2 separate regions of the Homo sapiens genome follow, and region 2 is linked to region 1. A link is a loop called in an ENCODE intact Hi-C map of the cell type or tissue named here. Cell type or tissue: heart left ventricle. All regions are shown on one strand. Each heading gives the region's core, and the rest is flanking DNA. Links, peaks and the distances in the headings are about the cores only.

Region 1 (2,817 bases), core at 160-2,659:
AGCAGTCTGACTGCCTATTACCTGAGAGAATCAATGAGGAGCAGGAATGTCTGATAAGGTGAGGCACGGTTTGCTTTGACAATCACCGTCCTGTTGCGAATATTTGTTGTATCTCTGTATTTTCCACCTATTTGAAGCTTCATTGTATCTTTCACTCTATCACTCAGGACGGTTCTGTAAATTCATCCTTACATGTGATTTCCTCTCTGGGATAACTCAGTTATTCTGGCTTCTAGTATTTCATTCCCTATTAATGGGGTTGCTTGAACTTTTTGTGGTGTTTCTTCCTAGTTTATTTCTTTGATTTATTGGCACTGTTTAAGTTCCTGTTTCACACTAAATTCTTCTTTCTGATTCCATCTTACATCCTGTCCCCATAATTTCCTTCTCACCAATAAATGCTGACATATGTTAACTACTGAGTCTCCCAAGCTGAACTACAATTCATTCATCCATTCATCAATCAGACTGCTGGGCCAGATTTGTTTCTTCAGTCCTAGTTTTTACCATAGGATGGAGCTTCTCAATCCTGTTTTTTCTTTCTTTTTTTTTTTTTTTTTTTTTTTTTTTTTTTTTTTTTTTTTAGACTGAATTTTAGCTCTATCGCCCAGGCTGGAGTGCAGTGGCATGATCTTGGCTCACTGCATCACTGCAACCTCTGCCTCTGGGGTTCAAGCAATTCTCATGCCTCAGCCTCCCAAGTAGCTGTGACTACAGGTGCCCTCGCCCCGCTAATTTTTGTATTTTTAGTAGAGATGGGGTTTCACCATGTTGGCCAGGCTGGTCTCGAACTCCTGACCTCAAGTGATCCACTCCCTCTGCCTCCCAAAGTGCTGGGGATTACAGGCGTGAACCACCACGCCTGGCCTCAATCCTGTTTTAGCCTTAAATTCTGGTGCACCGGAGATGGTTGGGTCTTGATCGGCTGTGATATGCTGTGCTCATTCTGTGTGGAGAGACCTCAAAGCAGAGAACAGGCACTTGGAGGTTCTGATTTCCTGTGTTGCAGGGAACTCTCTTTTCCTCTTCACACATCCAGGGAGCGGAGGGGACATACATTCCCTGCGTGGCAGCCAGAGTCTGCCCTGGCTCTTCCCTGGAGTCCTGGATGACAGGTTGGCTGGCTTTCTCCTCTCACCGTGGCTGTGGGGTGTGGGCTGCTTCTGCCTGCCTCCTGCTGGGGAGAGCGATGCCTTCCTGAGCTGCTTTCCCGTGTCCCTGAGGCTGCTCTGGGTCAGGAGTCCCTGTGCTCTCCTCTCCATAGGTAGTCAAGGAAGTAACTATGTCCTCGGGTCCAGCCACCTGGGCGACCACACCGTCAACACCATTAGCTGCAGCCTTGCGTTGTAGCCCAGCTCATTCAAGCACAGCTACCTCCAATAAGGAATTTCCCCTGTAGGGAGTGGGCTCCTTTTAATTTTACCTGTCCTCAGGCTGACCCTTTGCTCATTAGAATAGTAAAAAACACACTCCTGTGTGGAGATTTAAGATGCTAATGAGATGGCCGAGTGCCTTGGCTTATGCCTGTAATCCCAGCACTTTGGGAGGCCGAGGTGGGTGGATCACTTAAGGTCAGGAGTTCGAGACCAGCCTGACCAACATGGTGAAACCCCGTCTCTACTGAAAATACAAAAATTAGCCGAGCATGGTGGCCGGTGCCTGCAACCTCAGCTGTTCAGGAGGCTGAGGTAGGAGAATCACTGGAACCCAGGAGGCGGAGGTTGCAGTGAACCGAGATAGCGCCATTGCACTCCGGCCTGGGAGTCTCAGGAGTGAGACTGTCTCAAAAAAAAAAAAAAAAAAAAAAAAAAAAAGACAATCAAAAGATGCTAATGAGACATGCAACTTATGAACAAGCCGGGGCAGCTGCTGTGCCTGTGCAGCCAGAGGATCACCCAGAACATGTTCACCAGCCATGCTGCTTCCCACCTGCTTATGAAGAATCCCGGAGGACCCCCGTGAAGGGAGCCTCCCCTGTTTGCTGTCTCACCTCTCAATCCGCCGCTCCGACTTATTCGGGGTCCTTTCCCTTTTACACTTAGCTATCAGTGTCCTTTCTCCCTTGCAATAAGCTGCCTCCTACCCTTTCTCTACTGCTGTGTCTCTCTGGTTTTAAATGTTTTTAAACGAAGGAGACAAGAACTGAGGACTCTCAATCGCCATCAACAGAATTATTGAAATAGCTGCTTTGGAAAATTGAAACTTGCCAACTCTCAGCACCTTCCTGCCATTCCTCCTGGTGTGAGGGGACCGGCGTGCGTTTTTTGCGGGGAAGTTACCTCCTTCCAGCCCCTCTTCTTTCCCGTCTGAATCTGGGTGGGCCCCCGAGAGCCGCGCCTCTGCCTGTCCTCTCTCATGGGAAGTCTGGGACCCTCAGACCGAAAGACGACGTGCAGCTTCCACCGGGGGCGCCTTCAGGACAGGGGCCTCGGCCTCGTGGGCGCTTTAGACTTTGGTTAAACACGGTAGAAACAGACAGGGCTCCTGACGGGATCAGCAGGACGGTCTGAGGCAACAAAGGCTCCAACACCTTTGAGCTGTAACTACCTGCCACCTACGCTGCTGTGAATACCCAGACGAAGTCTCCAGACAGAACTCCCAGGCGGGAACACGGGGGCAGCTACGTGGTTTTACTCAACCCCATATGCCTTTGCTGTTACGTTTACAAATACTGAGACCAGGCGAGAGAGCTGCGATCGCTTCAGTGGAACATGTGAACAGTAAGACAAATTAAAATTGGTTCCAATTCTAAAAAAAAAGTCATAGGGCTCTTAATACAAATTTATTCTAAAAAACACACCCCCCGGTTTCCTTTCC
Region 2 (2,817 bases), core at 139-2,638, 440 kb before region 1:
CCCATCGACCAAAGGTGCCCCGTCAACATTCACACCTGGTTTTGACCAGTTTTTTGCCTGAATCAGTTTCATCAGAGCTTGCACCATGATGATACTTTAATTCTGCCATTCTTTCTGCAATTACTTGGCATCCTTTGAAAGGTACAGCTTTCTGACCCCAACACGGAAATACATTGCGATTTTGAAGTGAGTTTCTAATGGGGCAAGCCAGATATATGCTGCTGCTTATTATTACTTGGTTCTCAAAGTAAAGTGTTGGTTTGCTAGTTGCTTCAAATGGAGACCAATGAATTTTTTCTCTCTTTTCTAATCATCTTTGTAGACTCATGGATTTCATAGATTCAATGTACTTAAGTCAACTATAATTAATTTTGATGTTAAAATTATTACAACTTTAGCCATTGATAATTAAACTGGCTCCTGTGTCTGTTGAACTGCTGCTTGCTTTCTGGGGCACAAGGCTTCCCTTGTGCCTTGTCTGCCTTGCCTGTTCTGGAGCTACACTTGGCCATTTCTCCAATAGGAATGGTATGAAATACTTGAATTTAGGTGTTAAACATGTTCATTACTCTCAGGATGTGATTACTTCTGAGCCATTTTCTATGGACAGTATTGACTTTAAAATTCATTCATTCATTTTTATATTTTCAATTCAATTTTTTAACGTTACTGTTAATTTTATACTCGTACCTTTTTTTTTTTTTTTTTTTTTTGCTGGCCACAGCTAAACTAATGTTGTTCTTGATGGTGACATACTTATTTGCTTTATTCTACAATATTAAGGAAAATACTTTCAAAATAACAAAATTAATAATATTACTAATAGCAGTAAAACTATCTTTAAAATTTTTAAATTTGTTTTAGACATGTTACCAATAATATAGCCAGTGACCCATTTTTCTGGTTGATGACAATTATTTTCCTTTTTTGGTGGGGGGGTCCTCATTCTGTGTATACTAAGTTTTAATTTCTACTGAATCTTGTTTTTGACTTTTTGATGCTGTCATTTATTAGCTGTGTTCTTTTGTTGTACTTACTGCTTCTATTAGCTTTTACCTTATGCTCAGCAGACATGGAAAATACACATATATTTTAATGTCAGGTGCGTGCGTGTGTGTGCCTGCATGTGTGTGCGCGCGTGTGTGTGTGATGGCAATATGATCCAGAAAGATAACTTACAAGGAGATGGTTGTTTATACTAGTGCTTTGTATCTTAAGCACGAAGGGTAGGGAAAAAAGAATATGACAGGCAAAATGTTTCAATTTAGTGAATTCTTCTGAATAATATCAGTAAAAATATATATAGATCTTTAAAGCTTTTAAAGTCATATGAAGTAGGGGAAACCTCATAGGTAGAAAGTAAGTCTTAAAATTGTATTTCTTAGTAGTTGCAAAATCTCTAGTGCAAACTTGTTGTCATTAAGAACTTTTAGTAGTAAGGAACTTATGTTCCAGCAGATGGGGATGTTAGTACACAAAAGAGAGCACTCAGTGATTAAAATGTGTTGAGAAATAACCCTTTTGCCAGAATAGGAAAATGTTCTCCTTTAAATTGTAAGGGAAGAGTTGCTCAGGAATGTGACAAATAACAGTTACCTAATTGAGTATTTTCATTGGCATGTGAAAAAGTTGTCATAGTTCTTTAAAGAACTTGTCTTTTTAAGAGACTATATGTTGGTATGTTGACCATATTAAATGTAACTAGTTTAGTACATCAGATTGATTGCAGCTATTTTCTGAAATAGTTTCTGCCTTTACAACTCAGTTGTTTGAAGGGTTTTTGTTTTGGTGGGTGACTGAGTCACATATATTGAGAGGTATCCTGTTTGTACGTTTTCTTTGTAATTATAAAGTCTTTAGGCAGTTTATTTCTGTTTATTAAAATAAATCAGAAGAAAATGTGTCATAGTTTACTATATGTTATATGAAGAGAAAGTTCTTTTGGGGATCATAGTTTTATCATAGTAATAAAAAATTATCAGCAGTAAAAAAGATAGTCTTATCTCACTTTTATTATAGTTTATAGCATTACGACATACTGTTAGCTTTTTTAGTAGGTAAATACTACATAGATTGCTTTAACATATGCTTTGCAATTGTTGAAATACTGCTCATTTAAGTTCCTTCTTAGATGTGATTCAGAAGTGTACTTTAATGTATTTAAGTTATATTTTCCTAGTTCAGTTATATTGAGCTTTTTTTTTTTTTAAACTGTCAAGGCAATTTAAAATACTCTTGCCTTCAGTGACTTGAAATTGAACTCTGCACAGGAGAGAAGAATATGTCTTGTTTCTATATAGAGAACCAAGGAGGAAGAGATTGACTTTGCCACCTTTGTAACTGATAATAACTTGCATTTTAGTCCCTGCTCCCCAGCCCCACTTTTTTCCTTTTCTGTTATTCCTAAAATGTAGAGAATTGGAGATCGATCCACAGATTTTCAGTTCATCTTTGGCAGTAGCATGGTTTGTAACTTTTTTCATTCCTGGAAGAAGCAGTGGTGAGGGCACAGAGATAGCGTAGCACATTGTCTTTGAACCTTAATGGGAATTACTTCTTTTCAGGGAAATATAGCAATGGCCAATTTTGTCTATACATTTTAAGATTGTTTCTTATAGTTGTTAGAGATTTTATGAGAAGCTTGAATTTCTTTCAGTAATCCTAAAGAACTGTTATAAAGAACTTATTTATCAGAAGAAATATTCCTTATTGGGAAAAACTAAAATATATCAATTAAAAAGTTAAAAGTACTCATCATGCACTGATAGCTGCTCTTAATGTTTCCTTGTAGTCCCCCCCCACCAGTGTTTATGGATG

What was found. Hi-C counts contacts between places; a loop is a spot of excess contacts. Peaks named below come from ENCODE experiments on the same cell type or tissue, not always from the same donor. Only the 100,000 strongest peaks of a DNase experiment are listed, where the experiment ranks them.
Region 2: it touches region 1 in a loop (2.7-fold over the local background); 2 of 110 quality-filtered maps call a loop at or near these places.

What each region holds. Positions count from the first base shown.
Region 1 is chr6:163,865,205-163,868,021 of GRCh38, forward strand. No RefSeq gene overlaps it. Among named protein-coding and RNA genes, the nearest start is that of QKI, 450 kb to the left of the region's middle. RefSeq lists an enhancer at 612-1,112. In heart left ventricle, for the core only: no CTCF peak of the experiment used is centred there; a DNase peak (open chromatin) is centred at 1,151.
Region 2 is chr6:163,426,553-163,429,369 of GRCh38, forward strand. All of the region lies in intron 1 of QKI (QKI, KH domain containing RNA binding), which reads left to right. Among named protein-coding and RNA genes, the nearest start is that of QKI, 13 kb to the left of the region's middle. In heart left ventricle, for the core only: a CTCF peak has its summit at 1,465; no DNase peak of the experiment used is centred there; H3K4me3 peaks cover 1,311 bases.